Regions from separate parts of the Homo sapiens genome. Here region 1 is linked to region 2. A link is a loop called in an ENCODE intact Hi-C map of the cell type or tissue named here. Cell type or tissue: CD4-positive, alpha-beta T cell. All regions are shown on one strand. Each heading gives the region's core, and the rest is flanking DNA. Links, peaks and the distances in the headings are about the cores only.

Evidence for each region. A loop is a pair of places that touch in the nucleus more often than their neighbours do. Peaks named below come from ENCODE experiments on the same cell type or tissue, not always from the same donor. Only the 100,000 strongest peaks of a DNase experiment are listed, where the experiment ranks them.
Region 1: it touches region 2 in a loop (4-fold over the local background); 17 of 110 quality-filtered maps call a loop at or near these places.

What each region holds. Positions count from the first base shown.
Region 1 is chrX:39,257,520-39,265,684 of GRCh38, reverse strand. The region is part of intron 2 of LOC105373175 (a long non-coding RNA gene); the gene reads left to right. Among named protein-coding and RNA genes, the nearest start is that of LINC01281, 66 kb to the left of the region's middle. In CD4-positive, alpha-beta T cell, for the core only: a CTCF peak has its summit at 4,077 (motif pointing left); a DNase peak (open chromatin) is centred at 4,044.
Region 2 is chrX:39,441,831-39,449,995 of GRCh38, reverse strand. No RefSeq gene overlaps it. Among named protein-coding and RNA genes, the nearest start is that of LINC01283, 11 kb to the right of the region's middle. In CD4-positive, alpha-beta T cell, for the core only: no CTCF peak of the experiment used is centred there; a DNase peak (open chromatin) is centred at 4,465.

The sequences.
Region 1 (8,165 bases), core at 1,856-6,855, 180 kb after region 2:
CTCACTGGAACTAAGGATCCCAAGAATTTCTTCTGTCCCTAATCAGCGCTGCATCCCTAGAAATCCCTCCATTGGAAGAGCCTCCATTTGCTCCAGTATCAGAGCATGAGGGGATGCCAGTGATTGAATTCAGGTAAGGAGACTAGAAAAAGGAGACTCTGAGATCCCTTCCAGACTGTCTTGAAGTGAGCTGGTACCCCTCTCTTTCATCTCACATTCTCTCCTTCCTCCCAAGGGGAAAACTAGTTCAAGGAAGTAAATACAAAGGCACACAGAACTTAGAGTAATGCCATACCACTACTAATAGTAAGATACTGTCTTAGTTAGGGCTGCTATAGCAAAGTACCATAGACTAGGCGGCTTATAAACAACAGAAATTTATTTATCACAGTTCTGGAGGCTTAGAAGTTCAAGATCTGGGTGCTGGCATGGTCTTGTTATGGGGAAGCCCTGCTTCTGAGCTGAAGACAGCCAGCTGACTTCTCCTTGTATTCTCACTTGGTGGAAAAAGAATGAGATAGGTTTCTGGTCTCTTTCTTGTAAATAGGGCACTAATCCTATTTATGAGGGCTCCATCTTCATGACCTAATTACCTCTTAAAAGCATTACCTATTAATACGATCACACTGAGTCTTACAGACTTGTCAAATTAGGACACAAACCAACAAAGAGAGATTTACCTATATAACATGTCTGTCAACTGTCCCTCTGCTCTTAGATCCATCGCTGCTGTGCCTTTTATGGCAGATAATTACGTATCCCAGACTCCCTTGCCCTTCAGCTTCCAGCTCAGTTTGGCCAATGAGAGGCACTGGTAGAAGATTGGAGAGCAGGGGGAAGAGAGAAGTCAGAACATTTCACCTCCCTCACTCTCAGTTTCCTAAGGCATCTCTGGCAGTAGAGACATTCCAGATCCCACAAGACAACCTCTCCTTCTGTGGCCACAGCTCTCTGGGGAGCTCTCACCATGGTTTAAGCTCACCCTAGATGGCTCCAGCCCCTGAATTCCATAAAGCCATCCCTGTATCCCTTGAGACTTTAAGGTGGTAGCAGCTTCCCACTGTTGCTAATCTCTGGATTGCCTCATCATTCTCTGTTTGACTTTTTCTCCCTTCCAGTTTGTGTGTAACCAATTCCCTGAATTAACTTGAAAGACTTGGAGAAGTTTTTCTTTTCCTGTCTGGATCCTGATTGATGCACATACATTGTACCCATAAAACATACATATATATGTACATATTCTTGGAAATATACAAACAAAACATGACTGCATATCTCTTTGTAGAATCAAAAAGTTAAACATGGAGCTCGTTTATGGCTTTTGGTGTTGGTTTCCCTCTGTGGGTCTTTTCAGAAAAGAACCAACACCTCCAGTGTTGTGGCTTGCCACTGGAAGTGACACTCAGGTCACCCTCTGATCCCACAAGTGAGAACAGTGCCCTGTATAAAAGGCCACAGTTAATTTTTATTGCACATACGTGTGGAGAGATACCTGCTTGGCCTCCATGTGAGAGCCATAACTCTCTTAAATTGATGTGTCAGCAAACTAAAACTCAATATTTTTTTTCACACAGTATATTTTACAGTCAGAGGCCCTTCCCTAATCGGAATAAAGCAATTTGGCTCCCTGTCATTGCTCACTGAAAACATATGAGCTGGTTGGCATTTCTAGCAGCCCAGATTTATCAGGGTCTCTGATCTGGTGCACGAGAGGTTCAGGGCTGTGGCATGGACAAAAGTGGATTTTTTATGATAGCATTGTGCTGCATCTCTGCATGGGTAGATTTATCCCTTCATTTCAGAAATATTTCTACTGTCTTTAGTCCCAAATCTACTTCAGTTTGAAAAGATTACACACAGTTTGCATGAGGGTTTGGGGTCATTCTGTACCTTGAAAGCTTGAATTTCTATCCTATAAAAAAATTCCCTGAATTGCCCTCTTCAGCACTATGGATTCTGGAAGTTAGAGCTCTGAAATACTAAGTCTCCTGCATGTCAGCTGTCAGCTGCATTAGAATGGGCCAAAGACAGGATTTTTGGAGCCTGAGGGCCAAGGTCTCATCCACCAAGTCTTGTAAATCTGTATCAGAACAGAGCCAACATTCATACAAGTGTGGCTGTGCCATACCTCCCTAAGTTTACATTCCCCTGAGGGCAATGACTGAAGGGTAAGGGAGAATGAAAAACCCTCTCCCTTGCCTGGGGTCACCACAGAATATGAGGTGATTTGCACACCAGCGCTTCCCTGTGGGATCAGGCTGAGGCTGGGACTTTCCTTGACATAAAACCCTTTTTTGGCTTCCTTCCCTTCTCTATCCTGCTTCTCGCACTTCCTTACTGTCCTCCTTGGGAAGCATTTCATTACTAAATCACTCAAACCTGAATCTTCATCACAGGTCTGTTTTCTAGGAACTCAATCTAAGACAGCGTGTTGAAAGTTTCTTATTTCAATCACGTATTGGATGCTACAACATTCCTTCCATGTGGTTATCAAGCATCTGCTTACTTACTTCTAGAGAAGGGCACTCACCACCACCAAGGATAGAAAACCCATGGTGCAGGCAACTCCATACAGCAGAGAATTATTGGACACATAAGCTGGGAGCAGCCTTGGAGGTCATCCAGACCAGTCTCAATTTTGATATGAGAATGTTGTTGATACCCTTTCCTATGTTCCCTTAGCACACTTGATTTCCTAGAAGTCTCGGACAAACTTTGGCATGCAGACAGCTTTCCACTTCAAGAGTTTGCCCTTCACTTCTGACATCACTCTCCAGAATCATGAGCACAACCCAGAAATGTGGGTAAGCTGATGCCCAAGGGGAAATCTTGAATGAATGGGGAATAGGAGTTGGTGCGCAAATGCCCCAGCCTTCCCATCCTCCAGGGAAGCTGACTCAGAGGTGTGATCCACATGTTGTTTCACCTGGCTCCACACAGCATTGAATGTTAATTGCCTTCAGCATAACCAGCTCATTAACACACATTTATTACCTTTCCTCCCCTCTATCACTCTCCTTGTTCCCTTACTTGCAGTTCTTGAGACCACCTTGCAAATAAATGACCTATACCCAATCTTCATCTCAGCATCTGTTTTGAGGGAATTCAAACTAAGACAGGAGCCCAGAGAAGCTAAAGGATTTCTGTTCCTTTTCCCTGGGGAGGCTACTCTTCCCACTAAATGAACTTCTTTTCTGAAGATCCACTGAACTGGCAGAGTCCATTCAATGAGACATCTTGAGCCTCAGCCCCTGAAGCTCCACGCCAAGGCTCTCAACATGATTCTATTCCATGTGCATTCATTCTGTTGAATAAACCACAGTTCAGCTTTGTTCAGTAATGCTTTACTTGAAACTTTCCTTAATATATTATATTTTATAACTCATTTGCATAAACACATAGTATTGTATTTATGTTTATAGTATACATATTTTCTTAGGACACATTTTCTATGCCATAATTGGATTGCTGTGCTTGTTTATGTTACTTGTATTACTAATTAGGGAACAAGTCAGGCCTCCTGATCCCCAAGTCCACACACATTAACCCACTGTGGCCACTGACAGCCCTACTAGGCTCCTCTAAAAGCTCAACAGAGAGACTTTCCAGCAAAGTTCCTCTGCTTAATGACATATGACTTTGACCTCAATCCCCCATGCACCCCTGTGAGGAACCCCTGGATCTAGTGAGCAAAGGTGAATCATGGCAAGCCACAGGATTCCATTGCTCCTCTGGCCTAAGGCCCAGACTGAAGTATGTCCATGCATCATCTTTTTCTCTGCCCCATCCAGTTCCTGCCAGGGTTCCTTCAATGTGGGAAGGGCCACTCCTATGACATCAGCCATAGGGGAGAATTCTCAAAAGGTTGCTTTCCGAGGGAAGATAAAAAAACAAAACAAAACAAAACAAAAACCATTATGCATATACAAAACCCTTTAACCTCCTGGCTAGGCACAGTCAAAGATCACCTACCCACTCCTGGGCCCAATAATATCCTTGACCTTGACCCATTTCTACCAGTCCTCCTCCTCCCCAGAGCAGAGGGAGGAGAGAGAAGCCTTGAGCTCCCCCTAGAGGTTACATGTTTCCACTTACTGTTTCTTTATCAAGTGTTGGGAGTTTGTGAAGAATAAAGATACTTATCTATTGAAGAACAGACTTATGTAGGGGCTACATATTGGTAATACACATTATATATACTTCATAATTTCATATCTGAGCCAAGCATGATTAAAAACAAAGTATGAACTATATACTCTGTGCAATGCTTAGAAAAACAATTGTCAAGAGTCTCTCAGTAAATACTATCACAGTCTCACTCTTGAATAACAAAACTATGTTATTATATGTGTGATTATAAATTGGAAATATGTAATATGGGTGACTACTTAAGAAAGAACTAAAGAACATTATTGTGAATCCTGTCTCCTGCTACTAGGGATAAATGTAAATTGGGTGAGGTCATGATTACTCAGGCCCCATTTTGAGTTCAAGATGAATAAACACAGACAGATGAGGACTGTAATACTCCCTGTGGCCACCACAAGGCTAACAAAATACCTCTATGCAAGCAATATAACTACAGAAACAAACCTGGCACACTTACATTATATTTTTCTAGGTACCTGGTAATCTTTATGACCGATATGGCCTTGCACACTTACATTATTTTTTTCTAGGTACCTCGTAATCTTTATGACCGATATGGCCTATAACACTGTCCAATCTGAGTGTAGAAGTCTGAACTTCAAGCTCCAGCTCAACCACTAAATAGCTGATAAACCTCATGAAAGTTTCTTAACGTCTCTGAACCAGAAATTCCTTAATGGTGATGTGAAGCTAATGGTAATGGCTCTATGTCTTATAAGATGCCTGTTGAGTATCACATGCAAGAAGGTATAGAACTGGCAATCATGACCCATTTGTGCTCATCAATGAATAGGCCATTTCTACAGAGGGGTGACAATAGGTATATAGATGTGAAGGCTGGTTTGAGGTGTAAGGGGAAGGGGCATGGCCATAGGACATGTTTTCCTTCACTTAGCTTGAGATTTTTTTGAGGAAATTATAATATAGGCTTCCATAGATATATAGATAACAGGTAGGCTTCCATAGATATATAGATAACAGATGATAGGTAGCATTAGAGTGTAAGATCCATATGGATATGAATTTGCTTCTTTTGATCACGAATATAAATATGCACTTAACACAGAGCAGTTAATTAACAAGTATTTGTTAAATTAATTGATTTGCTATTTCTTATGTACTAATTGATTTGCTATTTCTTATGTACTAATTGATTTGCTATTTCTTATGTACTTGTCTTTCCAGTTCCTACAGCTGGGAAGACAATCCCCAAAAGGGAGCCCTTGTGTTTTTTAAAAGAGAAGTGAAGGCAGCCTGTGTAAAACTTGTGCCAGGTGCTGTCTGAACAAGTGTTCGTTTGTGGGCTCAGGGTGGTGCCCAAGTCTTAGAACTTAGAACAAAGAAGAGAACTCAGAGCAGAGAAACTTCAGCAGGACATTTTTTTTTTTTTTTTTTTTGCATTGCTGGAGTGGAGGGTGAGGTTTCAGACACAGAGCACGGGAATGTCCAGGGTAAGATGGGGACTCAGAATGAGTGAACTTGGTGAAGCTAAGTGGGTCTCCATCAAGTCCATCATCAGTACACACTCTGGGTGCCCTATTATAAAGGTCTTGAGAAAAGAAGTGCCTGGGTCAACCTAGCCCCAAACCAAGTAGATGCTAGAGCCTGCGGATTCTCTACTCAGAAAGAGTCTCCTGAAATCGGGATGATCTACTCAGAAGAACACTGGAGAAAGGGAAGCAGCCTGACACTATGAAATTTTTACTGCAGATCAACAAGGGGGCTGGAGAAATGGTTCTCATTTCCTGACACCTGATTGGAGGGGGTTCAAGGGTCATGGGAGGAGAGGAAGTAGAGATGGCAGGTTTAGACAAAAGCAGTTTTACTATAAAGATGGGGAGGAGAATGGATGGTGGCTGGAGAGATGTGTGCACCAGGGAGGTTTCTAAAGTATTTTTTAATGGCAGGTATTACAGCATGTTTTTATGCTGATGGAAATGATCCAGTGAAGAGAGAAAAACGGAAGAAGCAGGAGAGAGAAGAGATAACTGCAAGACCCAGGCCTTGAATAAGCAATAGAGGATGGGATCCAGTTCACACCTAGTGGGGCTAACCTGGCATATAATAACACAAAGTTCATCCATTTTATTAGGAGGAAAAGCAGAGTTTGTGAGTATAGATTTGGGTAGGTAGGCAGATGGTGTGGTGGAAAGGAAGCAAGTTCTCTGCTTCCATCTTAGGGAAGTAAGGAAGAAGGTCATCAGCTGAGAAGAAGGAAGGGGGAGGAATTGTTGGAGGTTAGAGTAAAGGTGAAAAAGTATGAAATAGTCATCTCAGAGAATGAGGAGAGAGAATTGACTGGGGAAATGCGATAAGATTGCTTGGCTGCACTGAGGTCCCACTAGAGGTCTGCCATCATAAATTTCAAGTGAGACCGGTCAGAAATGGTTGAGTGTTTTTCACCAGCTTGCTTAACAAGGGCAAGCAAAATAATGGAGTTGAGAGAATGTACAAGGAATTGACAATATGTGCAAGAAGTGGTTATGGGAATGGGCTGTGGACTCTAAGGTGAAATAGGAGAATAAGGAGAGAGTAAAGGAGGTAAGATGCAGTGAAAAGTTGGTGCAATGGCGGGACTGGGGACCTAAAGGGGCCCAAGATTGATTGGCTTCAGAACACTAGAGAAAGAGAGCTGGGATGATATGAGGTGGGAATATGGGAAGCTGGAAACTAAGGCTTGGGAATGGAGCAGTTTTGTTAATGCCACCTTGGCAATAGGTAGCTGAGATGGAGATGATAAAGACCACAGAAAGTGAGGATGTCAAGGCAATGAGAGGTCACAATGTTGGAAGGTCTCTCTAGGTGTTTGTTGAAATGACAAAGAGTTAAGAAATTTGTAGTGGTGGAGAGAAAGATAGTGTTCCTGGTGATAAAATCTTCAGTGAAAAGCAGTGATGGTGTGTGTCTGATAGAAGATGATTGCAATAGGGAGATTGTGGCAGCCACAAGAATGCCCTTCTCAGACCTCTTACTGGCAGGAGTGTAACTGACCTGTGGCTGCACTCTGAAATCCATTATCACATTGAAGCCACACCCTCCACCAGCTGCTCTCAGCCATGAGTGAGCACAGCAGGGACACTAGGGCAGGCGCCTCAATGGGAGATGCAGGATTCCTCTGATCTGCCCCTTTGGCCCAAGGACTCCTCATTAGTTTTGCCAAAACTTTCTTAGACATGCACTGAAGTCAGACTTTCCCAGTTACCCTTCCTTCTACAGAATTAGACCTGCATCATGTGTGAAGGCTCTCTCTGCTTCCTCCAGCTCCCTCTCCATTTTTCCCCCCAACAGGTAGTTTCTCTAGTAAATCTCTTGCATGTCTAATCTTGTCTTAGTGTCAACTTTTCAGATGACCTGAGCTAGCAGAGAGAGGATATGGGGAGTGTATTGGTCCATTTTGTGTTGCCATAAAGGAATACCTGATACTGGATAATTTATAGAGAAAAGAGATGTATTTGGCTCATGGTTCTGCAGGCTGTATAAGCATGGTGCCAGCATCTTGGCTTCTGGTGAGGCTTCAGGGAGATTACAATCATGTCAGAAGGTGATGGAGAGCCAGCATATCACATGGTGAGGGGAAGCTAGACAGAGAGAGAAAAGGTGAGGTGCCAGGCTCTTTTAAACAATCAGATCTCACATGAACTCACACAGAGAAAACTCACTCATTATCGTGATGACAGCACCAAATCATTCATGAAAGATCCACCCTCATGACTCAAACAACTCCCACTAGGTCCACCTCCAATGTGACATTGGAGGTCACATTTCAGCCTCCAAACCATATAACAGAATGTGGTCTGTAAGAATTGCTTCCAGGGATCTGGGTGCTTTAGGGATAAAGGAGGGACAAAATAATCTGCAAGGAAAATCTTCATCCCTTCTCCAAGCCCAGGATTCATGGGGTTTGGGTGTGACAGGGTGGTAAGAAAATACCACTTCTTCTAAGGGCTGAATGGGAGGTAATGTCTCCAGGATTCAGACAGAATTCAGGTAGGCAAAAAGTGAAAGGAACAGTCTGC
Region 2 (8,165 bases), core at 1,959-6,958:
CATGATCTCTGGAGCCCAGTTGCCTTGCTGTGAGGAAGCCCAGACGATATAGAGATGTGTGGAGAGATTCCTGACAACAGCCCCCAACAAGTCCCAGTTAACAGCCAGCATCCACAGCCAGACATGCAAATGATTATGCTTTTGATATGATTCCAGTATCAGCCACTGTCTGCCTGAAACCACAGGGAGAGTCGCCTAGCTGAGCCCAGCCAATCCCAGAACCATAGGAGAAAATGATAACTGATTGTAGCAGTTTTATGCCATTAGGTTTGGGGTGTCTGGTGTCACAGCAATAGAAAACTAGGATGAAGCTGGACATTAGGAATTAGAAGTTTGGATTCTATGGCAAGATTTGACACAACACACCCACTTTAGACTCTCAACTTATCTGCCTCTAAAGACACAGAGGTTCAGTGGTTTCTCATGACCTGTTTGATGGTTGGTTTTACATTTACACGTAGTCATAATCAGTCACTACTCTGTAAAATGCTGTGAGAGATCTAGGTGAAAATTATGATCCAGATGACAACTTTGTGCTCCAAAAGAAACAAATGTCACATTTCCCCTGGGCACCTGTTTTGCAGTTTGCTCATGGATTACCTATAGATCGTCTATTCTTGTTAATTACAAAACCAGTGGCTACCTGTATGCTTTTCCAATACCTCCTTCTATTTGTGAAGTATTGACCAATTTTCCATCTGAACTGGGCACTGCCTCCTCTGTAAGTAGCTGTCACATTGTTTTCTGTTCACAGTCAAACTTCTTTAAAGTTGTATATATCAGTGGTTCTCAAACTTTAGCATTCATCAGAATCACCTGTAGGCCTTGTTAAAAACAGATTCCTGGATTTCGGCCTCAGAATTTCTAATTCAGTAGATCTGAGGTGAGGCTTGAGAATTTGTGTTTCTAACGAGCTTCCCATATGATACCAATAGCTACTGCTGGTCTGTGGACCCTGCTTTTGGTAGCATGGTAATATATTGTTACCTCAATTTCTTTTATTTCCTTTTCAGCCTATAACAGTGTGGTTTTCTCCTCTATCACGGTTCCTGTGAAGGTCACAAATGCTTTCGTAATAGTCAAAACTAATGACTTTTGCTCATTCCTGACCCTCTTTTGACATCTGTGCATCATCAAATGCCATTGACCACTTTTTTTTTCTTGCAGTGTCCTCCTTTGCCTCTTGCTTACACACCTCTCCTAGTCCTGAACCTGTCTATGGCTCTTTCTCCATCTCTTTCCCTCACTCATCTCTCAACGGTTGACATTCTCTAGTGTTCCTTTTTGATCTTTTTTTCTGACTCCACCCTTTCTTTCTGGTTCCTATTGTCATCTACCACCTCCACACCAAAGTCTTCTGAATTTATAGCTCCCACTGTAGCTTCTCTCCTGATGTCGAGGCCCGTATTTCTGCCAGCTGGGTATGCTGTAGGCATTTGACATATCCCAAACCATCTTCCCCACTTCTTCAGTAAACCTGTGTTATATCCGTTATCTTTTTAGACACAGAAGCTAGTTATCTCTCCCTCAGAGCCAACAGTCATCAAGTCCTAGCCATAAATATCTCTCTGATGCCCCTCTCCTCCTTCCCCTCACCTTTTTTAGGGTCCCCAGTAGGCTTGGACCATTGTCATGGCTTCCTAAGTGCTCTCCTTGCAACCAGCCTGTTTTCTTGCCATTCCATTTTTAACACCATTATCAGTTAGATTTCTGACATAGAGATCAGATCACTTAATTCCTTCATTAAAACATTTTAATGACTCTGCAACAGTAGCAGAGGCTCTTGTCTCACTCTGCAGTCTTTTTGCTATTTTTATGGACATTGGCTCCCAGTGTGCCTCCACTCCTGGAAGCCAGTGTCTCTCTGTTGAGGGACTTCCCTCAGGCTGCCAGAGCCATGCCACTTGCATTGTGGGCTACTGTGGGCAGCTCAAAGTGCCTGGGGGCTGCTCTGAACCAGTGATTACTGGGTGAGAGGCTATAAGTCCTCCCACCTCCTCTTCCAATCTAGACAACTCTGAGATATGACCTATAGTGTCTCCAGAGTACCCTTGTAGGATTGAGCAGAAGTTGCCCTCCATGAGACTTTGCTTAGTACAGTCTGTTGGCTTGGCTTTTGACCCTTCCCTACTTCTTTCTTGGCATTTCAAGGTAATACTTCCTAATAAATCATTTTCACAGGAATCCTTTTCTGCTTCTGGGGATCTTGACCTAAGACAAGTACTTATAGGATAAAGTGAAACCTCCTTAACCTGGAAGACAAGGCCTTTTGGAATCTGATCTTAACAATGTTTCTGGATTTATCTTTCATGAGTCTCATCTGACACTATAGCCATATCAAGAACTCGAGTTCCCAGAAAATGCCATGTGCTTTCAGACTCCTGCATCTCTGATTGTGTGTTTTCCTTTGGAGAATGTCAATACAGCTCACCCTTGAAGGCCCAGCACACACATACTGAAATCTTTCTTCCGGTGCCACCACTCCTGTTCCTTTTGTCCTTGTATTTGTATATTTCCCTGATACAATACTTAATGAGTTAATGCATGAAAATCTGTTTTCCACATTCAAATGTGAACTCCTTAGGGCTAGGACCATGTTTTATTAATGTTTGTATTCTCAGTGCCCTGCAGAATACTTGATCCTTAGTGGGTATTTGTTATGGGTTGAATTGTGTCCTCCCAGAGAAGGTGTGCTGAAGTCCCAACTCCCAGTGCCTCAGAATGGGATGTTGTTTGGAAATAGGGTATTTGCAGATGTCATCGTGTTCAGATGAGGTCATTAGGGTGGGCCCTAATCCAATATGACCAGTGTCCTTACAACAGGGGAAATTTGGACACAGAGGCATGCACACAGGGAGAACACCATATGAACATGAAGGCAGAGATCTGGGTGATGCTTCTATGAACTAAGAAACACCAAAGATCACCAATGACCACCAGAAGCTGGGTGAGAGGCAGGGAACAGATTCTCCTCACAGCCTTCAGAAGAAACCAACCCTAGCAACACCTTGATCTCAGATTTCCAGCCTCCAGAACCGTAAGACAAAACATTTTAGTTGTTGTAAGTCACCAGTGCATGCTACTTTGCTACAGCAGTCCTGGGAAACTAATACAGTGTTCAATAAATGTTGGTTGAGTGAATGAATTTGATGTGACACTTATTTAGCATTTTCCACTTGCCAGGCCCTGTTCTAAGCCCTATACAAATATTAACTCTTTTAATTCTCATAATAGGAAATACTACAATGAGGAAGGTATTGTTATTATCTCCTTTTACAGAGGAGGAAATCCAGACAGAGAAGTTAAGTAACTTGCCCAAAGTTGCACAGTGAGAGATAGAGTCAGAATTTGAAAGGTAGTCTGACTCTGGAGCCTAAGAGCTTTCCAACTGTGCTATGCTGAATTAAGATCATCCTTATAACAACTGTTACACTTGAGGTTCTCAGGACAGCAGAGGCGGAAACTGAGATGGAGAGGATGAACGGCTGAGGTTTGCATGGGCGGTAAGGGGAAGAGATGGAAATCGACCCCTTTTTTCCTGATTCCTAATATATTTTCCTCTCTGCAGACGAGAGGAGATGGGCCTTGAGAGGATCTCATGATAAATACTCACATTTGAGAGTCATTGCCACTAGACTGGGTACCAGCCAGTAAAAACGGGGCGGATAGTTGTTGTCAGGGAGACCTGGCTCCTCGCAGGGGAGGACGCTCTGTCGCTGGTTATGGGCTAACAGTGGTCGTGTAAATTTTCATTCCCCGTGAGTGTAACTTCCATGACTGATGGTCATAGGTAGAATTGCTTGGGCTTTAGATTTGTGGACCTGTTGCCCATAAACCACATTTTCATATAGAATACATGTCTGAGGAGAAGTGGGCATGTTTTAATCTCATGAGTTACGGCGCTGCCTCCCTCTAAAATCTCTGAGCCAGCCTCCGATGAGTGAAGAGGTTGCTGTGGCGAGGGAAAAACCCACCCAACGCCTCACAGCCTCCCTTCCCCACTCTCTCCTCAGAGGCCAGCATTTATTTACTCGGTACGAAGGGAGGATGTTCTAATCGGTTTTTAAGGGCCCTTGCTGCAAGAGTGGGAAGAAGAAAAGAGATGTGCAATTTTGGCCTCTTCAGTCATGATTCCCAATTGCTATTGGCCACCGAGTGGCTTAGCAATGGATGTGGTTGCAAAAGATGATGGTGGTGATGGTGGTGGTGATGGGGTGTGTGTGTGTGTGTATGTATGTGTGTGTGTATGTATGTGTGTGTGTGTCTGTGCCTCTCCACAATCAAGTGGGCTCTGCATACCAGGTTTTTTTAATCTTAGGTTTCTTTGAGGTTAGCCAAGTGTGAGAAAAGAAGGTGTGCTTGCTTAAAAGCTTCCAGAAGAATGGTGCTTGCTATATACATGGATGGAAACTGTTGGCCAAAAGTGGACAAATTACAAACAAGTCTTGTGCCAGAAGGGGGTGCTGTGGAGCACAGACTGGTGATTTGAGGCAGGGTGCAGGTACAAATCTGGGCAGGTGCTGGTTTGAGAGGGGTGGCTGGTAGATCGAGAACTGGAGGCTGGGTGGGAACCGGAGTGGAGTTGGGACATGCATATGCATTCTGGGGCTCTGCGGATGTTTGGATGAGGACCCGGCCAGATGCCAGGAGATATGTATGATACAAGAGGGGAGCACAGAAGCCAGGTCTAGACAAGGACAGGAGCTCAAGCAGAAGGATGTTCCAAGAAACAGGGAGCAGGCAACTGGGGGGCTAAGTGCAGCTTTGTCTATAAGGGGAGGCAAGGGAAGCACTGAGCCAGGTGGAAAGACCCCCGAGGACTTCACCCTCCCTGGAAGGATTTTTGTTGTTATTGTTAGGGGAAATTTTGTGGTGGTGTTATCCCTGTAGCCCACAATGCCTTAATTCTAAAGCCACATCATTCTTTTTTTTTTCTTTTTTCTCTATCATTCTTTTTTTTTCCTTTATGTTCTAGGGTACATATGCACAACGTGCAGGTTTGTTACATATGTATACATGTGCCATGTTGGTGTGCTGCACCCGTTAACTCGTCATTTACATTAGGTATATCTCCTAATGCTATCCCTCCCCACTCCCCTCATCCCCCAGCAGGCCCAGGTGTGTGATGTTCCCCACCCTGTGTCCATGTGTTCTCATTGTTCAATTCCCACCTATGAGTGAGAACATGCAGTGTTTGGTTTTCTGTCCTTGAGATAGTTTGCTCAGAATGATGGTTTCCAGCTTCATCCATGTCCCTATAAAGGACATGAACTCATCCTTTTTTATGGCTGCATAGTATTCCATGGTATATATGTGCCACATTTTCTTTTCTTTTTTTTTTTTTTTTTGAGATGGAGTCTTGCTCTGTTGCCCAGACTGGAGTGCAGTGGCACAATCTCAGCTCACTGCAAGCTCTGCCTCCTGGGTTCATGCCATTCTCCTGCCTCAGCCTCCCGATTAGCTGGGACTACAGGTGCCCGCCACCACGCTCAACTAATTTTTTGTATTTTTAGTAGAGATGGGGTTTCACCGTGTTAGCCAGCATGGTCTCGATCTCCTGACCTCGTGATCTGCCTTCCTCGGCCTCCCAAAGTGCTGGGATTACAGGCGAGAGCTATCACACCCAGCCATGTGCCACATTTTCTTAATCCAGCCTATCATTGATGGACATTTGGGTTGGTTCCAAGTCTTTGCTATTGAAGCCACACCATTCTTTACCTGGCTCCCAGAACATCATCCTGTCTTGGTTTTGCTCATCCCTTTGGCCACACCTTCCCAGCCTCCTTGTCTCATTTGCTTTTCACCTCCTCGACCTCTCACACTCACAGTGTCCCAGGACTCCTGGGCATGTCTTTTTCTCATCTCCCTCTATTCCCTCCCCTAAAGTGGCCCCATTCAGTCATGTGGTGTTGAATGGTATCTATGCACTCAGAACTCCCTGGTTCCTATCCACAGTGCATGCCTTCCCGATTGCTACTCAGCATTTCACCTCCACACCAAATAGCATCTCAGACTCAGCCAAGTTCCCATTATCTCCTTGCTTGAGCCCATTCTTCCTGGTCTTTGGAGTCTCAGTTTTGGCAGCTCCATTCTTCCAGTCGCTCAGGTCCAAAACCTTACATTCATCCTTCAGTTTTTCCTTTTGCCCATTCTTGCAGTAAATCCCACTGGCAGCACTTTAAAACAGAGATGCAGAACCTCGCCACTTGCCACCCTCTCTAGTCCCGCCTCACCCTCTCAAGCCTGGATCACTGAGGCAGCCTCTTGAGTGACTGCCCTAACAGCTTGTTCTTAACACGACAGCTAAAGTGCTCCCTTATTATTATATATTTTTTTCAGAGACAGGGGTCTTACTTTTGTTGCCCAGGCTGGTCTTGAACCTTGGCCTCAAGTGATCCTCCTGCCTCAGCCTCTAGAGAAGCTGTGACTACAAGCACAAGCCACCATTCTGGGCTTAAAATGCTCCTTGTAGAACATGAGTCAGACCGTGTCCCTCCACAGCTCACTACCTTCCAATGGCCCCCAGCTCATCCGAAGGAAAGCCAGTCATCACAGTGGCACACATGGCCCTACCCAATCTCCCCTTCCCCCATTGCCCCTGTGACTTCATTTCCTACCACCCTCCCCATTGTCCCCCTGCCTTAGTCATGACTGCTTCCTTGCCCTTCCCCCAACAGGCTAGGCACACATCTATCTGAGGGCCTTTGCCCTGGCCCTTTCCTCCTTCTTCTTCTTCAGGGCTTGACCCCAAAGTCACCTTCTAGTGACACCTTTCCAGACCTATTAAAGGCTGCAACCCTATTACTCTCTTCAACCCTCCCTAGCAACCTTCCTTGATTTGTTGCTATTCATAGCTCTTTACAACCTTGCTATATATTTTACTCCCCCACTAGAATGTAGGCTCCGTGAGGGCAAGAAATTGGGGCAGTTGGTTCACAACTGAATTTTTAATACCTAGAAGAAGGCCTGGAACAGTGATGTGCCTGATAACAATTTGTTGAGTACATAACATTAATTTTCTTGGGTCATAATCTATGCTGTTAGTGACCAGTGTATTTTTCTCTCCTTTCCTTTCTCTTTCCTTCCTTTCTTCCTCCTTTCTTCCTCCCTTCCTCTTCTTCTTTCTCGTCCTTCATCCTCTCTTCCTTTCCTCACATCTCCTCGCTTCCTCTTCTCCTTTTCTTTCTTAACTAAATAATGCTTACTCTACCTTCAATTTCTGTAGTGCCTTGTAGTTTGTAACACTCTTTCACACAATCTCATCCGATCTTGGCAATAACTGTGGGAGGCCAACTGGGCAAGCCCTTCTATCCTCCTATGATTGAGGGGTCAGCCTGAGGTGAAGGAAAATGAAGCAGGTGTTCTAGATGGCCCACAGTTGATTCTCTGGGCTCAGATGCTGGGCTGCTTACCTCCAGTTGTGGTTCATGGTTTCCAGTCCCCTAACAGCCTTTCAGCTCCAGTGACCACATCTCCCTGCTTCTCTGCCCTGGACATGCTCAGTTGAGCACAAGTGCAACTCAGAGGTACAGGGGGAGTTAATGTCCCCAGGGCAACCCTGAAACATGGGGGATGAGAGTTGGTAGATGTTGTGGATTGAATGTTTGTGTCCCTCTGAAATTTATATGTCAAAGCCTTAACCTCCAGTGTGATAGTATTTGGAGGTGGGGTCTTTGAGAGATGATTAGATTTAGATGAGGTCATGGGAATGGGGGTCCCCATGATGGTACTAATATCCCTATACGAAGAGGAAGAAATGAGACAGAGTTCTCTCTCTTTCTGTCATGTGAGGACACAGCGAGATTGCAGCTGTCTGCAAGCCAGGAAGAGAGCTCTCACTAACAACCGAATCTGTGGCATCTTGTTCTTGGACTTCTAGCTCCCAGAACTGTGAGAAATAAACACCTGTTTTTCAACCCATCCATTTCTTTGGTATTTGTTATGGCAGCCTGATGGACTAATACAGTAGGTAAATACCCAGTCTCCCTGTCCCCAGACGGGACAATTCTAAGGCATGTTGCACTGGGTTTCTGGAAGATTCTCTGGAGGGATTGAGCCCCAGCTGCCCACAGGGGTAATGTCCTCATTAACACCTCTTTTATTTGCTTCCCTCACTTCCCTGCCTCACTTCCCTGATTCCTTGCTGTGCTTCCTGGGATCACCTC